Regions from separate parts of the Mus musculus genome. Here regions 1, 2, 3, 5 and 6 are each linked to region 4. The links are chromatin loops, found by intact Hi-C in ENCODE. Cell type or tissue: heart. All regions are shown on one strand.

The links. Hi-C counts contacts between places; a loop is a spot of excess contacts. Peaks named below come from ENCODE experiments on the same cell type or tissue, not always from the same donor. Only the 100,000 strongest peaks of a DNase experiment are listed, where the experiment ranks them.
Region 1: it touches region 4 in a loop (2.0-fold over the local background); 3 of 42 quality-filtered maps call a loop at or near these places.
Region 2: it touches region 4 in a loop (1.8-fold over the local background); 3 of 42 quality-filtered maps call a loop at or near these places.
Region 3: a loop joins it to region 4, with 3 times the contacts of the local background. A loop is called at or near these places in 6 of 42 quality-filtered maps.
Region 5: a loop joins it to region 4, with 6 times the contacts of the local background. A loop is called at or near these places in 12 of 42 quality-filtered maps.
Region 6: it touches region 4 in a loop (2.7-fold over the local background); 2 of 42 quality-filtered maps call a loop at or near these places.

What each region holds. Positions count from the first base shown.
Region 1 is chr6:6,286,936-6,291,935 of GRCm38, forward strand. All of the region lies in intron 1 of Gm20619 (predicted gene 20619), which reads left to right. Among named protein-coding and RNA genes, the nearest start is that of Gm34749, 34 kb to the right of the region's middle. In heart, a CTCF peak has its summit at 3,085 (motif pointing right); a DNase peak (open chromatin) is centred at 3,076.
Region 2 is chr6:6,296,436-6,301,435 of GRCm38, forward strand. The region is part of intron 1 of Gm20619 (predicted gene 20619); the gene reads left to right. Among named protein-coding and RNA genes, the nearest start is that of Gm34749, 24 kb to the right of the region's middle. In heart, no CTCF peak of the experiment used is centred here; DNase peaks (open chromatin) are centred at 2,966 and 4,756; H3K27ac peaks cover 1,342 bases.
Region 3 is chr6:6,003,057-6,008,056 of GRCm38, forward strand. It overlaps Dync1i1 (dynein cytoplasmic 1 intermediate chain 1), which reads left to right. Exons shown (of 17, transcript NM_010063.4): 15 at 3,214-3,354. Among named protein-coding and RNA genes, the nearest start is that of 1700019G24Rik, 28 kb to the left of the region's middle. In heart, a CTCF peak has its summit at 2,756 (motif pointing right); a DNase peak (open chromatin) is centred at 2,855; H3K4me3 peaks cover 1,466 bases; H3K27ac peaks cover 1,417 bases.
Region 4 is chr6:6,575,761-6,580,760 of GRCm38, forward strand. Sem1 (SEM1, 26S proteasome complex subunit) reads right to left here and starts at 2,898. Exons shown (of 3, transcript NM_009169.2): 1 at 2,719-2,898. The coding sequence starts at 2,794. In heart, no CTCF peak of the experiment used is centred here; a DNase peak (open chromatin) is centred at 2,881; H3K4me3 peaks cover 2,513 bases; H3K27ac peaks cover 1,508 bases.
Region 5 is chr6:6,953,777-6,958,776 of GRCm38, forward strand. It overlaps Sdhaf3 (succinate dehydrogenase complex assembly factor 3), which reads left to right and starts at 2,242. Exons shown (of 2, transcript NM_001077713.1): 1 at 2,242-2,424. The coding sequence starts at 2,251. In heart, a CTCF peak has its summit at 2,031; a DNase peak (open chromatin) is centred at 2,185; H3K4me3 peaks cover 1,654 bases; H3K27ac peaks cover 1,215 bases; H3K27me3 peaks cover 416 bases.
Region 6 is chr6:6,214,051-6,219,050 of GRCm38, forward strand. Slc25a13 (solute carrier family 25 (mitochondrial carrier, adenine nucleotide translocator), member 13) reads right to left here and starts at 3,123. Exons shown (of 18, transcript NM_001177572.1): 1 at 2,946-3,123. The coding sequence starts at 2,960. In heart, no CTCF peak of the experiment used is centred here; a DNase peak (open chromatin) is centred at 3,121; H3K4me3 peaks cover 1,737 bases; H3K27ac peaks cover 1,420 bases.

The DNA of each region.
Region 1 (5,000 bases), 290 kb before region 4:
CTTCCATTTTAAGTTTTCAATACACTTATGTAACATTTATTTTTAAATAGTGATAAGACACAGACAAATGTAGAAGAGAATTGATGTAGTCGTAAAATGGCTAACCCTGAAGCAATTATGCCACAGCCTAATTTTAATTTACCATTGGCCCAAGAAGAACTTGCTCTGCAGGGTGAAGTTAAGCTCTTCAGGAGCGTCTCTTTGATTTGGCTCAGCCAGCTAAGGAAGAGGTCCTGTTACCTTCTGAGGTAGGAGTTGATCTGCTGTGCTGCACAGCGCTGGCCTGTCATTCCTGGTGACAGCACTGAGAGGGGCCCTTTGATCTCCAGAAAGTTAAAGCCGCAGACAGGAGTCACTACAGATGAGAGAATTCCTATCCTCTGGGACAGCCGGTGTAGCCCATAAGGAAAACTAGTCCTGGCCCAGGCAGGAGCAGAACCCTCACCAAGCCATTCTCCACAGAATAAAAAGAATGGAGGACAAGGACAACTGTTTCTCATTTCTTAAAAAATCTGCTGTCACACAAACTTTATATGCCCCAGAACAGGGGAACGCCAGGGCCAAAAAAGGGGAGTGGGCAGGTAGGGGAGTGGGGGTGGGTGGGTATGGGGGACTTTTGGTATAGCATTGGAAATGTAAATGAGCTAAATACCTAATAAATAATGGAAAGAAAAAAAAATCTGCTGTCATTTCCTTAAGATTCCACATCCCTCCCCAAGCTAGAAACACAAACCACGGCCTTCCCATCCAGCTTGACTGTGTGATTCTTTTAATAAAGGAAGTTGGCACAGGCATTAATTGATAACCACCCACAAACTTTCAAATCACCCACCATTCTCTGCGGAAGAAATAGAAGAGATAAGAGATAGAACCCTCGGAGCTGCTTCGTGACTCTGAGGTGTTGGACCGCTGTGTTGTAGTCACATGTTTAATGAAAAGCTGAAGAGACCATGGCTCACTGGCAACAACCCATCAATGCAATGTTCTGTTGTTTATGATGGAGAAATGAGTTTGAATGGAAGCAGAACTGGTTGCTCTAGCACTATTGTGTGGGCTGTCCTAGCAATTGTTGCTCCCTGTCTCCACTCCACCTCTTACCCTCTGCCTGCACCAGAGCACAGCTTTACCCTGCATCCAGAGAGCATAAATTACAGCCACAGGTCTTGTGCTGCTGGGATAAGAGCCCACTTTCCCGAGCTACATGCTCAGCTTCTGGTAAATCTTTTTCCTGATTAGTATATTTCAACTACTAAGATAAGGCTAAGAAAGAGCCCATAAACCCAGTTTACCTAGAATGAAAAAAATATTGAGACGCAGGCTTACTGTGTAGTCATGGCTAGCCTAGAACCTGTGAGCTCCCAGCTGCGTTTTCCCAAAGGCTGAATTACAGGTGTGTACCACCATGCCCAGCCTCTAGGGCAGATTTTTCATTGTCTTTAAATTTATTTATTTTAAGTTGAATATACAAGGTATTGGACCCCCGTTACAGCATTTTCCTACAAAGTGCGTTTTAGTATATATTCTGTCTACTATGCAGCCTCCCAATGCCCTGCCTCTCTGTTCCCTCAGCCTCAAGTCTGAGACAGTCATGCACTGAGGTTAGCTAGACTTGAACTGCATAAGAGGATTAATGGTCCTAGAAACTGTTGCCAAACTTAGAATCCAAGGCTGCACTTGCTTCATCTGAGCATCAGGACACCCCAGGTAGTTAGCCTCTGTCACCCTTTATATCCTCTGTTAACAATGAATACATGTGGAGAGGATTTTTATTTTCCTCCAATATACACAGAGAGCTATTTTTTCTTCTTAAAATTATTTTCTTTTTTTCTCATGATATCTGTGGTCTACTCAATTTTAAAGACTAGACTATACATTTTATCCATCCATCCATCCATCCATCCATCCATCCATCCATCCATCCATTGGTAATAAGTGTTTATGTGTATATATGATCTGTATGTGTGTTTATAATGCATGTACCTGTACATGTGAGTGAGTGAGTGTGAGCGCATCTGGAAGTTCGAGGACAATATTTAGCATTGGTTCCCACCTTTCACGGTGTTTGTGGCACGCTCTCTTTTTTTGTTGTTTGCTGCTGTGCATGCCGGTCTAGTTGCCCTGTGAATTTCTGAGGAGTCTCCTGTCTCTGCTTCCCACCTCACCACAGGAGCACTAGCATTACGAATGTGCAGTGCCAAGCTGTTGACTTTGATGGGGGGGGGGGGGGGGGGACGACGGACGGACGGACAGCGACACATTTTTTTTTTTTTTTTTATCGATTTGGAAAGCACTAAAAGATTTTGGTATTAGAATCGTTCTTTGCCTTTTGCTGTTGTTGTTTGTTTGTTTGTTTTGACACGGTCTTGAGACATACCTCAGGCTGGCCCGTAACTCACAATACTTTGGCTTCGGTCTTGGTCTTCTATGGGCTGGAATAACAGGCATGCACAAGTACTCTTGCCTGGCTGGAATCGTTCTTGAATAGCAATTCTTAGGTTTCAAGGATTTGAGAAAAAAAAAAATCCAGTATGAAATTAATATATAGCCTGGTTCTTTTACGCAGCCTAACACCCTGCTTACCTTTGAGTGGAGAACAGAGAACCTGGGGGAGAAGAAATAGGAATCCAAAGGAAGTCGCTAAAGGATAGGAAAAAGGTTTCAGCCTAGACCCAGTTTTAGAAGCCCAACCAGTTACCGTGAGTTCGGTCTCACTTAGCCTCAGCAGCTTATACACAGGGCTTGGTGCCGAGCAAATGAGTAAAAGGGGTGAACGTGTAGGTGGGTGGCAAGGTGGGAAGGTGTTCAATAAACGCTGATGGGGGCAGCTTCAAAAAACTGACAGTGGACTCATTGATGACGGCGTTTGGGGTGTATGGGGAGTACTTCTTTTTATAAAAAGCAACCCTTGTAGCCTGCACTTCAGGAAACAGTGGCCAATGGCTGTCGTTTCTCACCAAGTGTTCTGTATTTGGAAAGGGTCGGTCCTCCAAGGCTTTCTTCCTGCTCCTTGGTCCAATGTCAGCCATCTTATCCTCACTGCCATGGTCTGGAATGTAGCCAGTGAGCTAAGGATTTGTCCAGTAGACGGCGCTGTTGTACTCTAGCCTTGCCCACCTGGTAAGAAGGTCCGTCCTCTCCGTGGTTCATCTTAGGTTTTCATAAGGACTTCAGATATTTGGGTAAGAGGTTGTTTTTTATTTTGTTTTTGTTTTATGTTTTTTGTTTTGTTTGTTTGTTTTTTTGCAATTGGGCTCACCTCTCATGTCTTTTCATAGCAGCATAGTAAAAAAAGAAAATACAACGCAACATTCACATTTTCCAGTTCTAGAATCCAAACAACCTTTGGATGGGATCCTGGCACCTCTGGCTGAATGAAGCAGCCAGTGTGTGGGGTGTGTGTGTGTGTGTGTGTGTGTGTATACACACGTGCTTGCTCGCGCACAATGATGGTCACGCATCTCCGACATGTAACTGCCATCCTGTTTTGGTTGAGGGCCCCCAGTCACACACTTGGTGGGAGGCTTGGGCCGCATAGGTTGGGTCTTTTCCTAGTGAGCACAGGAACACGCGCACCATTGTGGAGTAAGGTGTAGGAGGCAGGATGGCTCAGGCACAGCTGTTCCCAGATGCCCACTACCAAAGGGTCTACAGGACAGCACCGGTTTTGACCTCAGAGGGACGGAGGAAGATGCCACTCTGGCCTGGGGTCAGATTGTGTGTGGGGACAGGGAAAGGAATGTAGACTTTGGCAGAGCGAAGAGAGGAAACAAGGGCACCTAGCAAAGGCCACTGCCAGGCAGCAGTTTAGGAAGCTGCCGGATGACAGCTACCTGGGAGGTCTTTTTCATAAAACTTATGAAAGTAAAGTGCAACTGGAAACTACAGAAAATGCACAGACCGATGCGGGAAGAGCCTCATCTTCAGTTGAGAGTTGATTAGGGATGGAAATGTGCCAGTGTGAGTCTCGGATTTTCCCAGCTTCCAGTTCTGACCGATTATAGAATGTCATGCTACTACTGGGTCTTCTTCATTACTATAAAAACAGGACATTATCCCTGTCCCCCTTCCCTCACTGGGTTGCTGTGACAGTCACACACAACTGGGAAAGTTTGTCAGTTGCAAAGTTCCAAAAAGGGTGTGAAGCCCTGCACTTGCTAGTGACAGGGCTTCTCTCCTCAAAGCGCTTCCATGCCCCAGCGCAGAACTCAGAAATGTTACATACAGTACTCACTAAAACAAACAGACAGACAAATCAACAGTGAAACTAATGACACGTGCTTGTCATCACTGACAAACTTCTCAGCAGAGTGATATCAGGTTGCGGTGAATAACCACAGCTCACATTCCCTGTCTTCTCCTCTTTCTATACATAGTGTAATGCCCTTCCCTCAGAAACGGCAATGTTAAGCTCTTCCATTGCTGTTGCTTTTGAGTTGACTCATACAATCAGATCCAACCCAGAAAGAAAGAAAGAAAGAAAGAAAGAAAGAAAGAAAGAAAGAAAGAAAGAACAAAACAAACAAACAAACAAACAAACAAACCCCGACTGGTTTGTGACCTCAGGAGTTTGAGGAAGCAAGCCTCCTCTAGGATATAATTACACCACAGATAGAACAAGATAAAAACGAAGTGTTTGTATAATCCAGAGTGATGGTATGGGATGTTGTGGTGCATGTCAGACTGATTTCTATACAAATGAGAGAGAAAGGAGTTTAAAAAAAATTAGCTGTAATATGAGACAAGACTTTGAGGAGTGAAGGGAAAAATCCCTTCTCTGACAGAAATATCCTAAGAACAGAGCAAGAAAACAGAAAACAAGTGGCCCTCCAAGTCCTTCAGAACCCAACCAGCTACCTTTAAGTTCATCTGGAAACAAATACACACAAACACACAACTAAAGTCAACCTAGGAATCTTGCTTTGCTAATACTTTTTCTGTGTCCACCCTACTACGAGGAATACAGAGTTAGAGAAGGGGGCTGCTGAAGCAAAGGAAAGTGC
Region 2 (5,000 bases), 280 kb before region 4:
GCTCTGTGCTTTGTAGCATTCTAGGCTCTGGTTGACTCCACTCCACTGCTGCTGTTGTTCTTTCTTAGTGATGATCTCACAGTACTGGCTTCTCCAATTCTCTGTAGTCTTCCACTGCAACCAGGCTTCAGCAATAAGGCTCTTATAGGCTTCTTTCATGGGCCGAGCTTCAACTCCTTTGCAGGATCCCTTCAGTCCTGGACCATCAACTACAACTGAGGCCATACCTTTACCAATGGCCTTCCATGCATCTCACAGTGCCAAGCCTAAACTGCTTTTCCATGACCCCTTCATGCCTTCAAAACCAGTATCACTTGGGTGATTCTTACATATTACCAAGTCCTGTTGAAGCACAAGGTAAAGCCTGGGCAATCTCTGGAACACAACTTCTTTGTGTTCTCGGAAAACATGTCCCAGAAAATTTCACCTTGGTGAAATCACCTTCTTAATCACTGCTAATTTCTTAGCTCCAGCTAACCAGCATCAATGGCACTAGTAGTCCCTCCTATTCTTGCATCTTTACAGCTAGAGCTATGTGGCAGAAGCTGCTGAGTCCTGCTGCTTGCTGAGACTGGAGCATGGGCTTCTTGTTCTATTACATTATCTCCAGCTTTCTGTTTCCCAACTCATTTACTGCCTAAGCTTGACTGTTCTGGAACTTGCTGTACAGATTGACCCGGAACTCAGAGATCCACATGGCTCAGTTTTCTGAATGCTGGGATTAAAGGTATGTACCACCATGCCTGGATCTAAGCTTTTCTCTACTTGGAACTTGCTCTGTCACCCTAGGTTCTGCTGGCCTAGAAGTTTTGGTTCCAGAGCAGGGAGTGTTCCTGCCAGGAGTATTGAACTGGAAGCTCAGACTTCTTCCTGGTGATTTTGGACTTCTAATGCCTTTAAACCAACAGGCTAAGAAAGGAATACCAGTGTTAGAAGGGGTGATAGATCCAGATCATTATGGGGAAATTGGATTGCCTCTCCACAGTTGAAGTAAGAAGAATTCTATCTGGAGTGGGAGATCTTAGTACAGCCATTTCTTGTGGTTAAAGTACTACCATGTCATGTGATTAAAGTCAATAGGAAACTACAAGAGCCTAATCCAAGTATATTCAAATCATCCCAGTGGGTAAGGTGCTTGCCTTACAAGCTCATAACTGAGTTTGATCCTCAGAATGCACATAAAAAGTGCTGGGTCCAGTGCTGTGTTCTTATAATCCCACAGTTGAGGAGGCAGAAACAGGGGAGTCTCTCCAGCTCACTGGCCTGTTACTGCAGCCTGCCCTAAGAACTCCAGGCCAATGAGAGGGCATCTCAATGGAGGTGGGTGGCTTTCCTGGGGATGACAACTAACAATTAACTCTGACTTCCCCATGTATACCATCACACCACAAACATGCACACACATTAAAAAAAAAAAAGTCAGGAAAGAACATGCAAATGGAAAGTGCTTAATGAAGAGAGGCCGACTGAAGGTGAAAGGCCTCTGAAAGTGGTAGAAGGCCTCCATTATGACGTGAGGATAGTAGACAGATACACTAGCTCTGATTGGGTGCTAAACCCAAGAATTATAATTTAAGGACTGTGTGATCTTTTGAGCATCTCAGAGCTGTATGGAATCTTAAATACTGAATTGTTCTATGGGTAAAAGTGGCCTGCCTTTGCCACATGGTCAGTGTCTTTTTTTTTTTTTGTAACTTTTAAATTTTTATTTAATCAATTTATTTTACTTTTCACCTATGAATGTTTTACCTTTTGGATCCTCTACAACTGAGGTTACAGATGGTTGTGAGCCACCATATGGGGTTGGTGATAAAACCTGGGTCTTCTAAAGGAGTAGCAAGTGCTCTTAACCACTGAGCCATCTTTCCATTCCATGTGGTCAGCATCTTTATGATAAAAAGTTAAATCATGTTCCTAATGACATAATGAAGTGATGAAAAGTTTAGAGTTACTGGGTAGATTTTAATTGACCTTAAAATACATACAAAAGGAAGCTTTTTGTCTAATGGTGGGTCATCAAGCAGGATGAGGTCACAGTGAAGCCAAGATTTGTGGTCATGCCCACGTTGGGCTTCAGAGCTCATTCACATGAAGATCTGGGCATATCTCTCACCGCTCTGAACTCCCGCTTCCTTAGCTCTAAGATGATGTCTATACAGAACCTCTCTACTTTCCTAGATCCTTACAAGAACTGAATTAAACGAGAGGGCTTATCTAAGTCCACGCTTTGTTCTTCTTCAACAGCAGGAATGTCTTGAGTCTTTGGCCCTTCATCCTCCAGTCTCTAACACACATCCAGCAGGCATCTGACAGATTATGTTACATTGCATGTTAGGCACAAGGCCCTGAGTTGGATCCCCAGCACTGCATAAATCGATGGAGTGTCACATGCCTATAACGACAGCACTTTGGGGACAGAGGCATGAGCAGCAGAGGTTCAAGGTCATCTTTGGTTGCCCAGCAAACCTGAGGCCAGACTAGACTACATAAGACACTGTCTCAATTTAAAAAAAAAAAAAAAGGTTAGATTGTGTTGCTCTTTAAGCAAGCCACTCTCTGTTGCTTGAACCTCTTTAATGAGTGTGAGCTAGACCGTCCCAGAGGGCACTTCCTCCTTAGGCCCATCATACCGGATCAAGCTGCCCTTCTCTGATGAAGTACAGCATTGTCTTCCTCAGCTGCAGCCACTGAACCAATGATTCCATTATATCATGTGGCTTTCCTTTGGCCCCCATTCATTAATATCCATGCAATGTCATTTGTCCTATGAAGGGATTTGCCATTCAGTATTGCAAGGTCTGTTCTGTGTTAGTTAACAACTACCCACAGTGGGCAGCTTAGCACACTGCTCAGCAGGAAATCACATTGCAAATGATTTGTTTTATTTTAGTCCTGTCATCCCGGGTAGCTCTGCATTGCTTTATCTGAGCTTGCGAAACAGCCCTGAATGTGAGCAGTCAGAATCAAGTCATGTTCTCACCCTTCAATGCGCTTGGCACGTTTTCTTTCCGGACACATCCAGTGGATACTGTGCAGACCTTCTCCAGCTAATCTCAGGAAGGCTGAAGTTTTTAGACGGCTACCCTTCATATTTAGGGGTAAGTGGCAAGTGCAGGAAATGCTTCCTTCTGTTTGGGTTGTGTTTTCTTAGCGTGGGGAGGAATTATAACGTAATGGGATTGATTAATGACCCCGACAGGAGACACAGCCCTGGAGCTGGAAGTGAGTGAGCAGAGTGCCTAGTTTGCTTTTCAACCTCCCAAGATCTTTAGCAGCTATACAGCGCTTACCTCCCCAACTTACTTTGCGGAGTAGATTCTGTAGTTTTAAAATGTGCTTTGCATGGAAGGCCCAGTGCTCTCTGTAGAAGTCTCTGGGGATGGTTACCTCCAAAATAAAATGATAACGGTGCCTCATCTCGCGGAGAACATTTGAATTTGCTTGGAGTCACTTTTAAAAGTGTTATCACTTCATCTGCTGATATATTAGATATAGTTGTTAATAGAATTTTACTAATTAATAGATAGCCTCAATGCAAAAAGATAAGACATTGACTGCTCTTTAGGAAAAAAAAATGTTGTAAGCTGTAGCAAACTACTCTCATGGAGATTTCTTTGTGGTAGTAGAGATAGCAACCCATGAGGAATTAAATGAAAAGATAAACTGTGTGTGATTGCTTCACCAGCCACAGTGTGGGGTGAAATCTGGCTGTTTAAAGCTATGGGAAGTGACAAGGGGCCTGCTTTGGGTTGGGCAGCCAGGTGAGGTTACTCTGAAGACCATTAGAACAGAAGCTTGATGGGAGAGAGGAAGAATGTGAATGGGTAAACCTGGAAAAGGCAGTTCAGACAGATGGACAATGGAGTGTGGGATTGCGGTAGAGAATGTGATCTCTGTAGTTTAGCTGAAAATCCCAGTTCTGTGCCTTGATTAGTTTTCATTGTCAATGTGACCTGGGAAGAAGGAACTGCAACTGAGATCCTGATCACATTAGCATGTTGGCCTGACTGTGAGGCATTTTCTTTATCTCTGATGTAAGAGACCCCAGCCCACTGTTGGGGGTGCCATTCCCTATACAGGAGGACCTGAGCTGTGTAAAGCCCTGGTGAAGCATCAGCCTGTGACTGAGCTAGAGAGTGAGTAAATAGCATTCCTCCATGCTTTTTGCTTCAGTTCCACTTGAATTTCTGTCCCAACGTCCCTTCAATGGCTTGTAACCTGGAAGTGTAACCAAAATAAGACATTTTCTCCCTTAAGTTGCCTTTGGTCAGAATGTTTTATCATAGTAACAAAAAAGCAAACCAGAACACTCTGGGGCTTCCCTTTCTGCAGGAAACAGTAAAGACAGTGGAATTTACTGAGACGTTTCTGTGCACTGAGCATGTGCAAGATCTTGGGTTCAGTTCTCAACACAACAGACATGACAAAAGTGAAGCAAACAGGAAAAGCCAGCACCTACCTCCTGTGTGTCAGTTAACACGTGGAGCCTTTCTACACTTATTTTTGTGTTGAATTCTCTCATCAGCTCTGCAGCACTCACATGATCCTTAAATCCACCCTACCGGCAAAGAATGAGACGTGGAGGGTTCAGGGTGGCGCCAGGATTCAACCACTCAAGCTTGAGTCAAGAGCCAGTTGTATTAATACCACATAAAACTTGGGATGCACAGTGCCAGCTGTGGGGACGATGGGGTTTTCTGTACTTGGAAGTTTTTCCCTCCCCTGCCAGTGACCTTCTCTCTTCCAACTCTCCTTTGGGACATTTGGAGGTGGTTTGGAATGGCAGTTAGCCATGGTCTGCCACCTCTTGTTCTGGAGTCTTTCCTACAAACATCACTCCTAGCTCCCAAGCCTTGGCAAACACCCACCTTGGTTTAGGTAAGGTGACACACTAGGCTCATTAGAAATGCCAATGGACTCACATTCGGTAAAAGCAGTGGCAGCTGATAAGTCAGACTTTGCATGGGAACAGCTGTGTGACCTAGGCCAAGTAGTGGAAT
Region 3 (5,000 bases), 570 kb before region 4:
CGTTGTCCAGTGAAATTTGACTGCTTTGCAGAACGCTTTCCACAGCAATATCCTTTGGAGCAATATTTAGTTAACTGAATGACCTCGGGTATTTTCCTAGAGTGAATGTTTTAAATCATGATGCTTCTATGGCTTTGATATACAGAGAGGATATTGTGAAATTCCTCCTCAAAAGCATTGACAGTGTTTGTTCCCATACTGTCTTTTGAAAACCTGTGGTATTCTAAAATCAATAGCCATACTATAACAAATTTGTGGGCCCTGAAGTTTCTGTTGCACAAACTCCAAAGCAATGTTCTTGAGATTGAAGAATATCAAGGTTCTTTTGGAAAATGTTAATATTTCATGATATTAGTATTTACCATACATTTTTAAAAAACATTAAGCATTTGAGGAAGATCTTTAATAATGTGATACTTGGAGACAAAATAAAATAGAATGATAAAAATTGTGTATTGAACAAAGTGTAATTGTTACTCAAAATAGTACGGGTGTTCAAGTGACATTTGCCTGCACTGGTATTTTATGCCTCTATGGGACATGGCATCTATCGGTCTGTAGATAGAAGCCCAGAGCATACAGTAATGAGTTCTGTAAGTTTTCCAACCTATCAACTTATCAAGGTTAAACAGAGCCCTTGAAATGTAACACCTCTCCCTGTTCCCAAGCACACGCCTACTATGGACAAGTGTTGCTTTCAGGGTGACCTTTGTGATAGAAGGTTCAGCCTTGGGGGTGGGGAGGTGCTGATGAGGAGGTTTCAGAAAGACAAACGAGAAAGAGCATTTCTATCAATCTGGTGAAAAGGAAAAAAACTGAGAAGAAGAGCAGTTATTTCCAGATGTTTCAAAAGTGGTGTCTCCAGGATATAGTATAATTTTTACCGAATTTATCAGTAAAGAAAATTTCAAAGGGAAAAAAAGGAAGACTATCATAGAATGAGCAGGATAGTTTTTAAAGGGATTAGTATGTCTTGTGTTGACAGCTCCTTGGAGAAGGGTTGTTTGAAGCTGGATGGGGTTTTAATTGATCAAAACAATAATGGCATGTGTGTTGTGTGTTTGTTGTATGATTGCATGTGTGCCCATATCCTCAGCTCTGTGCGCTTAGATGAACTATTGACTGAGTGAGAAAGAATACAAAGAATCACCTCTTTAAATCACACGTCTTTAGCTGTTAATGACTAAAAGAAATATGTTGCATTCTCTATTAGTGGCCAGTTAGGTATAAAATCAAGAGTCTGTGGTGACATTCTTTTTTAAACAAAGAGTCAGATTGTAATATACACGATGGTCAGTGAGAAACACCAGCTATTTCGTACTTTCTTTTGGATAAATAAGGCAAAATGATACAATCATGCTATCAGGTAATAATTTGATACTTGGATTGTCTAAAAAAGTATGAATTATCTAATATAAACAATGAGAAGAAGGCATAAGCAGTAGCTGATAAACAAATAATTTTGGTTTCTAGTCATATGACAGAAATGAGATTTAAAACATGTTTATCTAGAAATTACAGAATAATAATATTACATCACTATAAAACAAATGTTTAGTTTGTTCCTTCTTGGTGTTTCAATGGTGGGTATTTTTTTCAAATTATATTTCCTCAGAAATACTTTTGAAGTTAAAAATATGACGCATCTATCTCTTTAAAAAACATCACACACAAACTCACACACACTCAAACACAAATACACACACACACACACACACTAGTTTATCTACAATCTGTGCTGCCCTAATCTATCTAAACTTTGTTTGCATCAAACCAGTTACTTTTACGCGTCAAGGAAATGCAAATAATGGAAGTTACAGTCACTCCCCTAACACGTCGGTGCATTCGGTTTCAGTTTAAGAACTGTGGGTTTGCACTGATTCTCGCCGCTCTAATCTCAGCCCATGTACTGTGGGCATCTCGCATTCACAAGCAGCACACATTGGCAGTTCTCGCTGATAACTTGGAGCGGATTCCCTACAGATGAGTTCTTTGAATATCCAAGGCAGAAAGGATTTGATTGTTACATTGTATGTTATCTTTTCTTGATCTTAAGGCCCTGGCCTGTGTAGACATTCCACAGAGCCTGAGAAGAGAGTGCAGACAGCTGACTGGAGGAAGAAGACAAAAATTCCCATTGTTTAGATTTCTGTCAGAGGATATAAGAATAGTTAATTTCTTTTATCTCTAGGGCTTTCATTATCATTTAAATTTCATTTTACATTAATTGATCAGGGATTAGTAAAGCCATTATGCAGAAATTAGAATAAGACAAGCCAGATGGAATGAATAATTCATAAAGTCCAATTACGTTTTATTTCTGGTGTACTTTCAAACTTGCCTCTGACTTCTGTGCTATTTTGATGTGACAATATTCGCTGGAAATCAAGTGTGCCATTTTAATTTATTATATCCCTCTGGAGTGGAGGCATTTGTATGCAGTGGAAAAATGCTCTGTGTTTCCCCTCAGAACATCAACTGTAGGGGTCTTGGAAATCCTTGGTGATTTAGAAAGGAAGTCATATTTTCTGTGTAAGTTCAGAGGTTCTAGAATGAGCCACATTGCTCCACTTGGTTCTGGCGAACTAACCCCATACAGGGAGGCTAAGGTCTTGAGTGGAGAGATTTCCACTTTTCTGTAAGAGCGCAAACCCGCATTTAAAGGTATTTGTCTCCTTCCCTCGCCGCACAAAAAGAGTTAAAATATGAATTTGGCCTGCAGTTGGACTGGAAGAAGCCATCGTTGCTGCAGCGACAAGGGAGGTCCACGAGGTGGCAGACGTTGCCTTCGGTGCAGAGCCAGGGTCGCCAGGGACCGCCCGGGCTTCGGAGCATGCCAGCAGGTCCAAGCCCCTCAGCCCACTGCTGGGTTCAGGCTCCCGCGACCTGCATGCACAGCTTGGCCTGGCAAGAATTCCGAGCTAATGGCAGTCGCGTCCACCTGTCTGGAATGTCGCTTACAACTGTGTCTGAAACCGCCTCGCTCCGCGGGTCCCGGCCCCGGCCCATTCAAAGTACACCCCACCCCCGGGGATTTATTTATGCCACTGGACAGTTGTAGTCACATTAAAGCTCCGGTTCACCTTCTCGAGGACTTTCATCTCGGGAAGTTTTATGACACTTGGTGAATGTGCAAAGTTTTTAATTAGGCTCTCTAGACAGCCCGAGGCGGCGGCAGCGCCACTAAGTCTTCACGGTCTCTCTGCTTTACAGCACAACAAGCCGCTCTACTCCTTTGAAGACAATGCAGACTATGTGTACGATGTCATGTGGTCCCCCGTGCATCCCGCGCTCTTTGCCTGCGTGGACGGGATGGGGCGCTTGGACCTCTGGAACCTCAACAGTGACACCGAGGTGAGCGACAGGCGCCCGGGCCCAGGGATGGGAAAGGGGGACCCGGGTCACTCTGCAGTCTGGTCCTTCGTGGGGGGGGGGGGAGCCTTTTGTGGACAGACCCTACAATTGCCTCTGGGTACAGTCCATTGCCCCCACTCTCAACCCCCAATTCTTGACTTCCCAGAAGGGAACCAACAGATGCATTGGCCAAAACTCCATGTCACTTCATCCCTAAACTGTACCAGATCTTAGACAGTTAACGACTCTGCCCCACACACATCTTTTCCCCCAACAGCACAAAGTGTGTTCACACTTTTCCCTAAGGGGAAGGACACATCGTGTTGAAATAACTTTATTGGCAGAGACTTGGAAAAGTAAGCTTTTGTGGGTGCTGTTTTTAGACTGGATTATTGAAATGAGGTTACTCTGTCAACGCTGGCTATTTGTACAATTTCTGTTTCGACTCCATTGAAGATGGTTCTCTACACTGCTTTCTGTTTAGTTCTACCATCCATTTGATTTATTGCTATGGAAATATTCCTTGTCTACAATATTGAACTCAAAGGCCATAGTGTCTAAGTTTATACATGTATGCAAAACTCAATTCGTCTTTAAAATGGGATTTTAACGTGTCACATTTAAAGTCATTCACAAGATAAAATAGGCATCTATTTAAAAAAAAAACAGTTGATAACAAAATGAATATTTTTGAGGATGTCATCTGCTTTGTTCCTCTTCTTTCAATCCCTCAAAAGTATCGAGGGCCTAACTCAGGGCCTTGGGAATGATGTTGTTGCCAGGGACCGTGTTACATGACTATTTTATGTCCTAAAATGGCCTCTGCATCATTTCTTGGTTTTTGGTTCCGGTACAAATACCCAGGTAAAGATTCCATGGGACAAGGTATATATATATGTCAAGTAAAGCAGGCCTTTTGAAGTTCTTGGCGCAGGAAGCCATTCAGCCTTTGTAATTAAGGATCCTAAGGCTGGAGGACATGAAGGAGAAGCACAGAAGGCTAGGACTTTTTGTGGGAGGGGACAGGGGAATTTCCTTTGGGTGGTGTTGTGTCTGGGTACCTATAAGTGCACAGTTACCTGTGACTATCACCAGACAAATGTGTTTCTATCGCGGCCATTTTTCCTTTTACCTCCAAGAACTATGGGAAAAGAAAGTTACGTAATGAACTATGTTTGAAAATGATCAGAAGGCACGAGTGAGATGCCCATCACTGAGATGTTTATAGCATCACTGCATTTAAGAGTAAGATGCTATTACCTTACCTTGTAATGCTTTCCCAAAGTCTTTCATCACTGTTGATTAAAATCATATTGCTTCTATTTGCTAGAAGAAACTCACTCAAAGCAAATTAAAAAAAAAAAAAACAAAAACAAAAACCTCTTTCCAGATTGACTCGGGAGTGTGCTATATCAGAAAGCAGGCCTGGCTGGGATGCTTCCATGACACCCGGCTCCAAAGTGTACAAAGGGATGTAGTGGCCCACAACCTACTTAATAACTTCCACCTCTCGATCTCTCTCCTCTCTCCATAAAAGGAAAGCTATATCTTGACACTGGCTTTTCTTTCTATAGGTATCAAAGAGAGAAACTCAGGGAAGTTTTGTGCTTAACATTTAAAAACTCATGGTTGGTCATACATACAGT
Region 4 (5,000 bases):
CTGAAGAAGAGCTATTCAATGAAACAATGAGGTCTCCACGCAAACATTAACTTATGGTTTCTCTTCAAAATAAAATTTATCTTTCTTTAAGATCACTAAATTGAAATTCCATCTAGCAGGTTCTTATCTGGGAGGAGCTGTAGCAACAACATTCCCGAAAGACAAACTATGAAAACAATTTAATGACTTGCCTGTGACAAGCTCCACAGTGTACAGTCTACACACAGCCCAGAGAGTGGCCAGCCCCACTTTGGCACACTCTCAAGTAACAAGACTCTTGCAGTAAGACATCCTATAAATGGCACAGATAACTCCAGATTGGTCTAACAAGAAAATGATTCATTTACTCTATTAGTGAGTTTGCCAATTTTTCGTAAAAAGCAATCATAAGAAAAAGTGAGTTTTCCGAAGGGAAAGCACTTGAAAGTAAATCTGGGTATAAAAAAACTTAAAAGACAACTCAAATACTGAAGGATTCAAATTCTAAGAGGTGTTTCTAACATCTTCCCAAATAATGCAAATGCCAAGACTGGTGGTCCATGAACCACATGTCAACAGCAACAGAGAATCTGTATCAGAACAACACCAAAAAATAGGAAAGAACATGTTTACTCTAAAACAAAAAAGGTCTTCTGGGTTTTTTTTCTTTTTCAGATTTTATTTCTTTCATTTAGTTTTTAATCAAAGATTTTAATTTGTAAATATTCACTAATTTTACCCAGTGAATTAATCTTTATATACAGCAAAAATCTTCCTAATATGAATTAAGGCTATGTATCTGTTAACTAAGGAAGAAACACACATGCATAACAAATCATTTAAAATGTTACTTCTCATTCTAAATATAAAGATTCCCCAAGGAACTAGACTCTATACACTCTAACCAAGACAACAAATTTGGAAGATCATTAAATGACACCGTCCTTACACTAAATCTTTTGTGCGTTCTTTTGTCTTTAGACTCTTTGCTTTTCCTTAACATCGATGAGATGTTTAAACATAATACAACTGTCAACACACTCAACAGACTACTGCTCAAAATACAGGCTCTAAAGGACAGACAGTACACTAAAGTTGACAAAAGGTGCTGAAAAACATCTAGTACATCATCAAGCTGACAGTTACCTCTAAATTCTTTCCTAGGTTCTCAGCTATCTAGTTATTTTAAATAGAGACTTGCACTAAAGGTGAGGGTTAAAGTCTGGGTGGGTGCACTGGTCAGAAAGACCTTTTAGATTCTGAGTTAGAGACTTAATGGCAAGAATTTATCTTTATTTTTTAACACGTGAACTCTATTGCTTCAAGATTAGATGCTTGACTCTACAATGCAAAGCAAGTGTCTTAACCGTGCAGCTTGTATGTAATAAGGGATAAGGACCATCTGAAACAAGTAGTTGGAATAAGAAATCTAACCTGCCCTCACTTAGCCAATTCTACCACAAAGCTCTGTTACAGGATTATTAATGAACCTGAAAACAAAACATCAGACTGAACAAATAAATTTATTACCAAAACAAAAGGTAAACTATCCCATCATATATTATAGACTCCTAACTCAGAGGAAATATATCTTCTGAATTGGTTTATGAGGTTGCATAATATACACACTAATGTTCTCTTTCACTAAAACTAAAACACTACATTATACTTAGACTAAACGTTCCTGTGATGTGATTTTATGCGCATTGAGATCATGGTGGGGTAACTAAGTACAATTTTTGTCAAGTGATAATTGCTTGATGCCACGTATGTGCACATGACTAACCACAATTCTCTTCCTATGGTCTTCATGGAGACACAGTCTAACTCACTTTTTAGAAACAAGGTAAAATATTTGGGAAATCTACTCAAAACAATTAGCCAATAAAGTAATCAATTTGAAAAACTAATATGGCAAAAAGAGGCCTAGCAAACAGAAGATAACTGCTGAAGTTAAGGACTTTGGTGTAAATTAAGGCGTCTCAGTTTCACCATTTCCGGACAGTGTTGACACTGGGCCTGTTTCTCCATTGTTCCAAACTTCTGTTTCCTTACGTGAATAATAGTAAGTACATTAATACCTACTTCCTATATTTGTGGAAATGGATTGTGCCAATAGAAGCGAAGCACTCACGTTCCCAAGATCATAGCAGGCTCTTCCAACATTAGCTATGTTATTACCTACAATGAGAAAACTAAAGCATCCCTAGCATTGAAGTTAGTTTCGAAGGCAGATGGTTAAGACTTTTATAAAGCTTGGGTTAATTCACGTGACCGTAAATGGAGAGAAGCAGAAATTGAGGCAAAATCTGTAATGAATACAACACACACGAACGACTCTATCATCCCACTTCTCGGGGCTCATTCGCGCTATCCGAGAGGTACACAGCACTGGCTGCCCTGGGCAACAGTGGGACTCTGAAGTTTACTACCAAGGGGAGGCTTGGAAACCGAAGCAAAACAAGAGACTGTGCAGATGCGGAGAGTCCCGGGTTGAAGTTAAAGGGCCACAAGCTCGCAGCACCGTGGGCCCAGCTTCACCTGGTTCCTCCCAGCGACGAGGCGCAAAACACTGGGCCGCGCCATGAAGCGACGGCTACCGGGACGCGGAGGCCGAGGCCGGGGCCCCCGGAGGCCGCGCCCGGATCCGCGCTGCTGGGCCCAGCTCATTCCCGCAGAGAGCAGGCCCGGCGCCGCCCCACCGGAGGCCCCAGGCCCAGCGCGCGGCCTGGCGGTTACCTTCCGCGGGAAACTCCTCGAACTCGTCGTCCTCTTCCAAGAGACCCAAGTCGACCGGCTGCTTCTTTTCGGACATCGCGCCGCGCCAAGACCCAAGCTGCTCGGACCGGCCGCAAAGTCGGAAGCCTCAGTACTCCGGAGGCGCCGATCCTGACAACGCCGGCGCAACCATAGAGACGAGAGGGAAAGAGCTGCGGGGCAGCGCGAGGAATGCTGGGACAGCGAAGGTCCTCCCAGAGCGTCCTGCGGTTGTAGTAGGTCCTCCCGTCTTGAAACAGTGAACTGTTTTGTTTTATAGTGTGTTCGTTCGTTTTATTATTCATATAGTTGCCTACGTGTGAAAGATTTACAGTGTATTAAATTACTAAAGGCCATTATTTAGCTTACAATCACTAACAGAAATCTGGAAAGATAAAGTAACATAAGTTAAGAGCTTATTACATTATTCCACTACTCAAACCTAGCCTTGAGCATGCTGTTAAATATCTCCACATCACAGGGAACCCGGGACCAAAGGCAGCCAGAGGCACTCATATGCTAGACAATTCTGACTGTCCTCCAACCTTTCCTTTGTGCTGTGCTCCTTGACCTTACAATTGTGTTCCGTAGGGTTTCTGTTCTAACTAGTTGACAGGTTGATGTAAAAAATAAACAAGTAAAAAAAAAAAAAAATGATGTAACGTTGTACTGTTGTTCAAAAGATATGATTTGGTTTTGCTTTCTTTGTTTTAATTGTGACCCATGGAAAAGAACAAGACAATGAAAGATAGGAGAAAAGTTAGTGTCTAACCACACAGTAACACGTATTTGCCAGGCTAATAAATCTGTGTTCTATTGCATCTAAAGGGCTCTTATATGAGGTACTTAATTTCTCTTTAGTATAATTTATTTATTTTCAGCACCACACTTAAGGCTATACATATAACACACATAGTTACAGGTGCAAGAATAACTCTATTTGATATATAAAAATTGAAGAAGGTCTATAAGCCCTACTACTGAGGAAGTTGGGGCAGAAGGCATCCTTGGATACAATGAGTGTAAAATCAGGCTGGACAACTTAGTGAAACTGTGTCCCTAAATTAAAAGTAAACAGAGGGCTAGAAATATATCCCCAATGGCTCACTACCCCGTGCCAGAGAATTTTTAAAAAAACATGGGAAAAATGTTTGAACAATTTATGGATATAAATATGAATATTGTATGTTTTTTTAAAAAGATATATCAGAAAGTAGAAAGTGGAACATATTTTGTAAAAAATACTTTATTTTATACAAACACTCTTTCCTAATTCCATTTCCATTGCTATGATAAAATACCCCGGCAAAAAAGCAGCTCAGGGGAGAAAAGCTCATTTGGCTTATAATTCTAAGTTGTACTCCATCACTGCAGGAATGTCAAGGAAGAAACTTGAAGCCGCTCTCACATCCACAGTCAAGAGCAGAGAATAAATGTGTGCTTGCTATTTGGGTGCATCGCTGTCTCTAAGCTTACACAGTCCAGGATCCCTTGCCTAGGGAATGGCTAGCCCATAGTGGGCAGGCCTTTCCATTCCAATTAATGTAATCAAGACAGTGAGTGATAGATATGACCATAGAATAACCCAATAGTGGTTACCTCTCATTGAGACATTCTTCCCAGATGATTTCATGTGCCAAATTAACAATTAAAACTAATCATTACACTATGATTAGTTTCCTGGTCAAATATTTATTCTTTCTAGATCTTTAAGATTAACTCACCCTGAAGTAAAACCGGAATGTCTTAAGAAATAGGGACTCTTCCCTAGTCAAGTGCACTCTGGATACTTGAAGCTAGCTCTACTGGGATTTTATTCCTATTATGGCAACAAGACAACATGAGATCCCTATAAAGTGTTTTATATTGGGGGGAGGGGGGTTACATCATAAATTAAAAAAAAAAACTTTTATTAACAGTAAGTATGTCATACAATGTATTTTGATCATTTGGTCAATTCCAAGTCCTTTTCCTGACTCCTCAAAGAACGATTCTACCTCACTCCCCAATTTTGTGTCGTCCTTTTCATTTTAACAACTCCTCACCTTCAGTTTGCACTGTCTGAATCCGCCTGGATGTAGGGCCATCCATTGTTGATTATGTAGAAGCGAAACCTTCAAAGAAAACTGACTCTCTTTGCCCCAGGAACCATTAGCTGCCCATAGTTTCTCAGTTTGAAGTGCTTCCCCTTCCAGCTGATGCCTACCCGACGGACTGGTTCTTGTGCAGGCAAACAGCTATTTTGAGATCAATAAGTACAGCAG
Region 5 (5,000 bases), 380 kb after region 4:
GCCATTAATGTGATTTGTCATGATACCAAATTAAATTTATTAAGATAGTATTTTAGGCAAGTAATTTCCTTAAAGTTAAAGGAAAAACTCTATTCAAGGGCATAAATACTGGAGTGCTTCTTATTTTGTGCTGTACAGTAGTGAGACCTCGAAATGAGCAAAAAACATTGTAGGCTATTGTCTTTTTTGATTTCATAATTGTTACACAGACAGAAATCCTATGTTTGTGAGACAACTGCACACATTCTTGCCCTCTTGTGTTTTACCAACATGCAAATCCTGATGTGCTCAACACCACTAATAAACGCTCTGCACCAATGCAACAGTAATGTGGTTATTACATGTCTAGAGCACAGCCAGACCGGTGGGAAACACTCCCTCCTCCTGAAAAACGCCTTCCCCTAAGTATTCTTGTCAGAAGCTAGAATCAGTAACTAAGCAAAGTACGGCCTGCTGAGTATTATGAAGACAAAAAAGAAAAAACAACAAAAGCAGGAGCACCATGGGAGGTTTGGCTTGGTTATGTTAGTTTCAAACAAGGCTGTTGGGAAAGGTCACACGACAGTGAGCCGACACACTGGTTCTGGCAAGTGATGCCTCCTACCAGCCCCCGGAAGTGCTCCAAACAAGGTTTCCGGTTGGAAGTGAAGGAGTTCAAAGATGGAGGCCAGTGTGAGTGGAACTGACTTACTAGGGAGTGAATAAATAGAACATTTAAATTCTAGAGGTAGAGAGACTTTGAGTTGTTCAATAACAGAGTGCTACTGAGGATTTGTTAAGCAGAGGAACGATGTTATCTAATTACAGCCTGGGTAGATCATAACTGAAGTTCAACATGGCCAGAGGCAAGAACACAGATACGGTAGCTATCCAGTAGAAAGAGATAATTATGGTACAGGGTGTGATGGAAATAATGTTTGATTCCTGCATGATTTTGGTGGTGGAGCTATTAGGATTTGCTGAAGGATTAAAATTTAATTGGAACGAAAGAATAAGGACAAGAAGCTATCAGCTTTTGAAATAGTTACTTTTTTTTTCCCCACCTCTACACAAGTTTGGACTTGTGAACATCTAGATTTCTTGTTTTTGTAAGACCCCCGATGCTGGGCCTCTGCAAGTCCCCAGGTGAGCTGGCCAACACCCCAACGTCCTGAGAGAAAACCATACCTGATGCAAACTGCAAGAGGTTTTATTATCAGCTAGCTGAGGATGAAGTCCCTTTGCTGGTGCAGGGCAGGGGAGTTCGACCCGGTGACAGTAGGGAGCTTTTAACAGCTAGCTGAGGAGTTAGGAGGAGTTGGGAGGAGACTTGGGAGGAGTTGGGAGGAGAGTTGGGAGGACTTGGGAAGAGTTCTTCTCTTCCGGGTGTCCTTGGTGAAATTTACAAGGCAGGAGTGGGGAGTGAGTTCTTTCTGAATTTTTATCTCTGTGTCCTTGGCACAGGAAGGCAGGCATCTCTGGTTGTACAGTATAGAAACAAAAAGGCTTTTTGCTGGCTATAGAGAACAAAGAGCTTCTTTCTAGCTGTATTTTTTAAAGATCAGGGAAAACAAGCTTGGGAAACATCCAGGGGCTTTATCTTCCAGGGAGAAACGCTCTAAGTCAGGGTCTCACATTTTCATCTCACATTGTTTAATAAAAATTCTCAGAATCTTGGTCTTGGAAAAAAAATACACATAAAATAACTCCCAAGATTCTTTCATAGTGCACTTGACCTAGACCAACAAAGTCTGCCCTTCAGGGCTCACTTGTGATAACTACCTGGAAGAAGCTATGCCTACTGCATAAACTCCAAGTACAGCACTGCAAAGGACGAGGGCTGTTGCGAGGGACCGGCGAATGCCACACTATTTCAGAAGCCATAACACTTTGGATTAACCACGCAAGGCTTTCTGGAGAAGACTTCAGTTCGATGAAGTCTTTCTCAAATATTTAATAAGAAGAAACTAGCAAATGGAGAAGATGAGTTAACTCTGAAGGTAACAAGTCGCTCACACAAGACTTTTTGTCTTACACAGCAGCACCTCTCTAGGAAACTCAAGAAATTACAACTACTCCTCAACAGCCGCGCCTTTGGCAGAGCGTTTCTGTCCGCCCGCCCCAAATCCGGGTTTCCGGAAGGACAAGATTCTATGACGGACCAAACCGGATGAAGGTCGCGCGCTCTCTTCCGCCCGCTTTGGGGTTCACCCATAGGCGACTTCCTAGCGGGGGCGGAGCTACGCCCACCTTCTGCGCAGGCGCGGCGCGATGCCGGGGAAGCATGTCTCGAGAGTCCGGGCTTTATATAGGCGAATCTTGCTGCTACATCGGGCTCTGCCCCCGGACCTCAAAGCCCTGGGTGACCAGTACGTGAAGGACGAATTTAGGAGACATAAGACTGTTGGTCCTGGCGAGGCCCAGCGATTCTTGAAGGAATGGGAGGCAAGTGACGCCCCCTCCCCGCCCCCTCGTCCCGGACCTTGGGTTTTCAGTTCAGACCCCACCTTCCTAGCTGCTTCCCAGGGTCCGTGCACGGCCAAACAGGGCGTCTGGAATAGACAGACTAAAGTGGTCAAACAGCACTTCTTTCAAGCTCCGTCGCGAATCCCCCAGCTTCCCGCACAGGCTCTGTGCTTGAGCAGTTTCCCCCGCATTCAGAAGAACTTTCTGAGAGTGCTGAGGGTGCCAGGTGCTGGAGAGAGAAGGGTGGCGTGTCTCAGACGTTACTGCACTCCTGACTGTTTAGTGCTCCAAAAGTTCGTCGGCGTTTGTCCTTTGCGTTGCCTTTAGGCTGTTTAGGTGACAGCCGTGTAATTAACATGATGTCATTACTTAGCTGCCAGAATTAGATCATTTCGATCATTTGTTAATTTGTAATTGTAGGGCCTTAGTAAGCTTTCCACTTGACAGATAAATTATATAACCTAGAAAAGACCTAAGGATTGCAATTTGTTAAAGGGGTAATGCTGGCGGGGGCACGCGTTTGGATTCAGTGTTTGACTTTTCTCTTTTCTTTCTTATTATTTATTTTAGGTACATATTTATTTATTTGTGTGTATACGGGTGTGTGTGTGTGTGTGTGTGTGTGCTGGAGGTCAGAGGCTAACCCAAGGGAATGGTCTCTCCTTCCACCACATGGCTCCTGGGGATCAAACCGCGGGCTGCACAGCTTGGCAGCAGACACCTTTCTCAGTGAGCCATCTCCACGACCCTAATACCTTTTTTTTTTTTTTTTTTCTCTTAAGAATGAAGGGGGAGAAAGAGTATTGCATGATGCTGAAGAGTCTTGCAGGATCTCCTCCCATCTTGAAAATATCAGGAGGTGAAAGGAGTTGGGCATTTCTAGAGTGCATCTAGGTATTTTAAAGAAACTGCTCTGGTAAAGTAAAAAAGATTTTTCATGCTGATAGTGGCTGAAGTGATATTTACCTTTAAAACAACATAAAGATTAGGCTAGGGAAAAGCATTTTCATTGAATTCTATAATTCTTGATTGTAGAATTATTGAAGAGAGAACTTTATAATAATGAAATGTATAACTTTCTTAAAAGTCTTGGTTTATTAGATATAATTTGGTTGCCAGGAGCTGGGGAGGTTTAATATTTTTAAATGCAAAACACTTTCTTTAAATATGTAGTTGGTATTGAAATCAGAAAACTAGATTTAAATTCAGACCTCAGCATTTACTAAACATTACATCAGTTAATTTTTCTAGTCTTTCGGTCTGTAAAATAACGGTATTTACAACAGGCATCTCAATGTTAGTGTATTTATTACTTTATTTTATTCAGTTTGTTTGAGTCAGTGTTTTCCTGTGTTCTTGGCTGTCCTGGAACTCAATCTGTGGACCAGGCTGGCCTGCAACTCAGAGATCTGCAATGGATAATGCTAGTATATTTAAAAAGTACTATTTATATTGTTAATCATATCAAAGCTATAATAAGTGTTTGTAAAGTCATGTCTATTAAGTAAGTTTGAAGCCAGACAGGAAGACTTTATCTGTGCTGAGAAGAAAGACTTCTAGTTTGAAAGTCCTAAAGTCTAAGGACTAGAAAGTTTAAGGAAAATGTAGGAAAGGATAGAACTTAGAATAAGTTTATAAAAAGCTGAAGGAAAGGATACGAGAAAACTGGGAAATGTGTTGATGATCACAGGAGGCTTAGTGACAGCAATATCACTTTTTTAAAAAATATTTTAAAATAGCTTTAGACTTACAGTAGAGTTGCAAAGACAATTTAGAGTTCACATACATTCAATACTCTGCTTCCCCCTTTGTTAATATATAACCAGAACATTTATCAAAATGTAGAAAGTTACCATTGCTCGGGAACTTTTCATTACAGGACTTACTTCACACCATGCTGCTGCTTTCAAGACTATCCCGTCTCGGTTTCAGGATCAGAGCTGGATCCCACTCTGCACTTGGCTTTTTTTGTTTATTTGTTTGTTTGTTTTTCGAGACAGGGTTTCTCCGTATAGCCCTGGCTGTCCTGGAACTCACTTTATAGACCAGACTGGGCTCGAACTCAGAAATCCGCCTGCCTCTGCTTCCCGAGTGCTGGGATCATTCTTTTTTGCCCTCTTTGATGTCCTGGAGCTCAGTGACAGTTGTTCAGTCTTTCCTTGACGCTTTTTTGAGAAGTGCTCTTCTGTCACTTAGGACAGTGCATCGGTTTGGGTTTATTTGATCTTTACTGATGATTGGATTGATTACATTCTTGAAAGAATCTCATGAGGTGAAGTGTTGTCAACACATTATCAAGTCATAAGTGTGATGATAATTTGGTTAAGGTGATACCTGCTGGATGTCTTTAGTGTTAAGTCAAAGCTGTGTTTTAGGGAAAGGTTATCTCTCTGCACTTCATATGCTGACGGTTTGATCCCTAATGTGGTGTGCTGAGAGAGCAAATAGAAACTTTTAAGAGGTGGGCCCCAGTGTAAGGCCATCAGCTCATTAAGAGCATCACTGAGGGGGGAGATTGATGTCATTTTAGGAATCCTGGAAATTCCTGTTGGAGC
Region 6 (5,000 bases), 360 kb before region 4:
CCAAAGACGCTTCTGAGATAATCTCGACCATGCTAATTCAGATCATTATTTCATGAAGAAAAAAAAAAAGTAACTCTTTTACTGCTGGGCAGTGATTTGATGGGGAAAGCCAAAATAGAAAGATACAGAAGAAATAAATTATTACATTTGAGTCACTACAAAGACCCAGGAATTAGGATAAGATCAGTAAATTGCTCTGGCTACATCTTTCCAGTCTGTCTACTTAAACATTCCAGTGGTTTACTATAGCAAAATAGAACACATCGAATTCTCTCATATCTGTTGGGTTCCCAAGCTCACAGGCCAGTTTTGTGCTACTTCACTGGGGTGGGCTTTTCTTTCTCACAAGCTCCTCAAATCCTTTACAAGTATGTTATTTCTACCCCTAGCTGAGATTTTTCCAGTCTATCGCTCAGTGTTCAACTAACTGTCAACATGGCTTATTACACTCCAAGGAAAAAGTAAGACACACAGATTTTAAGTCAGCATTGGGCAGAACTAACTGGAAGCTGGAAGAAGCGATCAATAAAAATGATAGGCAAATGCAGCTCAATGGGACACATTCATTCTTGGACTAGGATGGACCCACAACACCTTCACCTGGGACCTTTTAACTGTACACTGAGTATACTGTCCTTGACCTATAATTAAAGACATTACAAAAAAATGGTCTTATGGAATCCACAGATGTGGATTTGTGTGTGGCTCTCAGTGGTTTTCGAATCCAGTTCAGATATATCATAAACAAGGACAAAGTTGAGCCTGGTATGGTCATATTTCTTTATCCCTGCCCTTGGGAAGAAGAGGCAATGGAATCTCCATGCCACCCTGATATACACAGCAAACTCCAGATCAGCCAAGGCTACTTAGTAAGACTCAGCCAAAAAAAGAAAAAGAAAAAAGACAAAAGACATAGAGAGTAACTGCCCAGATAACAGTTCAAAGTGAAGTCTCTCCAAGCAACTGGTCTATCTTTGTTTTGGCAGCTAGACAATGCTGTCACCTGTGCCAAGCACACGTTTGGTTTCTATTAATCTAAGTTCATCTTACTTTCTCGTTATTTGTTTGTTGTTGCTGTTGTTGTTGAAGACAGGGTTTTTTAGTTTAACAGCTCGTGTCTATCCTGGAATTCACTTTATAGAGCAAGCTGGCCCCTGCCTCCAATGCACTGGGATTAAACCTGTGTGCCACAATGCCCAGCTTCTCCTTACCTTCTCTTTATCCTGACTTTCTCATCCACTTACAGTTGGTTTTGTTATATCCTATTGGAAGGTATTCTATATCTATATATGTCAGCCATCCGAACTGAAGAGAGGTGACTGTCAGTGAATAAATAACAAAGAAGGCAGGTTTCAAAGGGTAAAGGTGACAGGAATGTTTCAGTTTCCTTGGCCTCCTGATTTGGATAAAAACCAACTCTCCCTGATAGGATGTGTCTCAATTACAAAAAATGCAACTAAAAAGTTGAGCCTGCTTCTTCACTTGTTACTTCGTATCTGCCCAGTCTTCTATTCTGTTTCTAGGCATATGTCTCAATTTAGTGCCCATCAATACTGCATCTCCAATTAAAGTAACGTAAATCAAGTGACAAAACTCCCACACAGGTATATAAATGATGAGTGGGTATTTACTCCAGAGAACTGATTTATACCAATCGTTATATCATGCAAAGTTAATGCAAAGAAAGGGGCTATTGGCTTGAAAGAACTAAAGTAGCTTCAGAAATAAATCAAAGTGCCCATCCACAGACTCATGCGCAAATACACCCAGTGCACACTCCTGAGGGTTACAGAGGAAGGAAGGCCACTTAAGGCACTGAGTCTAGGAACAAGAAAACTGAGGATTTGGGGAGCCTGGAGAGACTAGTCATAGAACACTATTTAAATATATTTGTCTGCTTACAATTTCCATTGCAAATGTGATTAGTTTGCCTGAATAAATCAGAATATGATGTGGTGGCCATGTTTTCCTCTTCAGGGTTATCACAGAGTTTTGATTAAGGACAAATGTTTGAAATGTTGGGTATATTTAAGTTCACTGCACTTAAAATGATCTAAGAAGTTGTATAGGCTTGATTAAAGGGCTGCCTTCGTGAACTTAAAATTAAAAGCAATAAATTCCAATGACTCGAGTGATTGGGACTGAATATGGTATTCTGCCAGAAAAGTTGAAATGCAGTCCAGAGAGGCTGAAATGGTGTGCAGGTTTGAAGAACCGGTGAAAGAGGAAAGGTCAACCTGTCAGAGCTGCCTTCTCCCTGGGTTCGTGAACGATTCACATTACACAGAATTCCTTTTAAGTAGAACTTCACAGGAGTGACATGCTCCCAGCACAATCTGTTTTGTCATTTTCAAAAAGAAGCCTCTCTGAGGCTCAGAGGCTGCCTTGTAAGTGTTGTCAGATGGAGAGAGAAAGGGGAAGGATGGAAGATGGGAGGTGGGGGTGGGGGTGGGGAAGGGTCCAGGGCTAGCTGCGCACAGACGCAGGCCAAGTCTCCCAGTTTCCAAAACGGAAGTCAAGGTGACTTCCCTACCAGCGGGAGGGCGGAACCCTTGAAATGTAATAGGATAGGCTTCAGGCCCAGTTGGGGCCCCTGGAAGGAGAAACTCAGGTCAACAACAGTCGGGTCAGAAGCAGGAGAACCCCAAAGTAGCAGAAGGGTTTGTGTGTCCCTGGGCTCTTCCCTGCCCCAGGCTACCTGGCCCCATTCGCGCGCTCCTCCTTGCTGGCCAGGGCTCGGTCCCGCGGGACACCGCTCCTGGCCAGACCAAGTGGGAGTGTCCGGCTGGCAAAGTTTCTGTAGCACGATCGGGCCGCGGTACCCACGCGGCCACAAGTGCAGTCCCCTGTGCCCCTTCCTCCCTCAGCTGCAAGGTGGAACCTCGCATCTACTACCCCGGCTGGACCCCTCTGGGCTCCAGATCGCCCCGGCCCGCCGTTCTTACCTTGGCGGCCGCCATGCTTCGGCCGGGGTACAGGCGGCTTTGAGACCTGCTCTCTGGTTGGATTGCACCGGGGACCCCGGCGACTCACTTCCCGTCCCGAGCAGAGGTGGGGGCGGTGATTCTGCCCGGCAGCGTGCGCGCCTGGCCTGCTTCCCCACGCCCTCCTGGCGCGGGTCATGCGGGTGCCGTCAGCCCATTGGCTGGGCCCGGCCAGGGCCTCCCGGGCGCGCGTGATCTAAAGGCCTCTGCCCTGTAGCCAGGGAGGGCCTCAGTATGGGAGCTACTGAGGGGCCAGGACACGTGACTCAGACTGTGCTGTCCAGCTTTAGTAGCCATTGTCGTGTATACCCCGGGGGCAAGGGAGAAATGCAAGCCACTGTCTCAAAAGACCGGGGACTTGGTGAGCTGAAGCTGCAGCTTGGGCTGAGGCCAAGGGCTGGCTAGGTCAGTGTCCATGAGAGAGCCAAGTAAGAGTGGTTACCACACAACACCTGGACGTTGACATACATACTCTCATAGATGCACACATTGGGTCAGGTTCTTGCCAGATTCACCTTGGTTTTTGCTTCAAGATGGACCCCACTTTAATGCCATCATGAAATCCCTGAAGTATTGACTAATAGAAGAAAAGATAACAAGCAGGTGACTAGCCTCCTTTGTGGCTCTAACTTGATAAACTCTTGAATATGGTATAGAACACACATTTGTAACAACTCTATTTTGCAACAACTATATGAGGACAAAAGAGGTCAAGGCCTCAAAGAGGTGACAAACTTAAAAAAAAAACAAAAAAACAAAAACAAAAAAAAACCCTACGAGCTATTGTTTGCTCTCAGGACACCATAAGAACAATGAAAACAGGAAAGGCTCTCAGAGATTACTCCTGAGGTAAGACTGTCAGTCCAATGCGTAGATAGCAAGAGATGCTCCAACCATGACGAATGAGAGGAGACAGGAGACCCAGAATTGCTGAGGAACCCAAGGGTTTAGTCAGAGAAGGCAACCTAAATTTAGGGACTGCTGGAGGAAGAGTATGGGCAACAGGAAAGACCTGAAGGTGCCTTCTAAGGCTGGAATCAGTATACTGTAAGTACTAATGTCGTTAGGGTTCCACTCAGTTGCCATAATGTATCCCAGATTCACAAGTTAGAAACTAAATCAGGAGTATGAAACACTCAAGTCCTATGGGCTCTGCCCTAAGGTCTGCATCAATGGCTTCATAAAAAGGGGCTTGTAACCCTTCCATTCTCAGCTCCAGAAAGGTGAGAGCTGGTGAACCAAGAGTTCCAGGCCACCCTTATCTATATAAGGAGACGTGTCAAAAAAGAAAGAGAAGAAACAAGCTCATAGAAGTAAGTCTACTCTCATTGTCCTCTGCCGTGCGAAGCTAGAGCTTTCCTCTCTCTGGAAGATACAGTACTCAGAGAAACATCTCGGAAACAGAGACAAGACCTTGACTTGTTGAAATTGTGATCCTAGAGTCCATAGCCAGGGTGACAACTACGAGGAATACGTTTTTAGCCTTACTCTCAGGCACTGTGTGGTAGCAACATGAACCAGGCTAACACTGGTATGATAACACTGGGCATGAGTCAGGACTAAACTATCAGAATATTCCAACAAGATGGGTTGGAGTGAGACAGGACTCTGTCTAGTGTATGAAAAGCCCAAGAAAGAAGCATTTGCCTTCCCGAGGGCTCGCGGTGCTCCTGTCTCAGGAGACAGTGAGCATCCCGTTTTTCTCTAACTCTGCTTCTGGAGTGTGAGTTCACTGCTGTCTGTAATCTCCCTGTCTCCCATTTAGAAAGTCATGGTGGCACCATCTGTAAGGCTATTCTAGAATTTGGATGGTTGGGAAAGCTCAAGGCTGCCTGGGATACATGATAAGATCTTGCCCACAAGAAACAAACATGAAAAAGCACTTTCAATGGCATTTAACAGTGAGAGACCACTCAGAGAATCCAAGCTCGCGCCCCCACCTCCAATCCTCAATCCCACTTCTGAGCTTTCTGTCATAAAAAGGAATATGATCAATAGGACCTACGAAGTAGACAT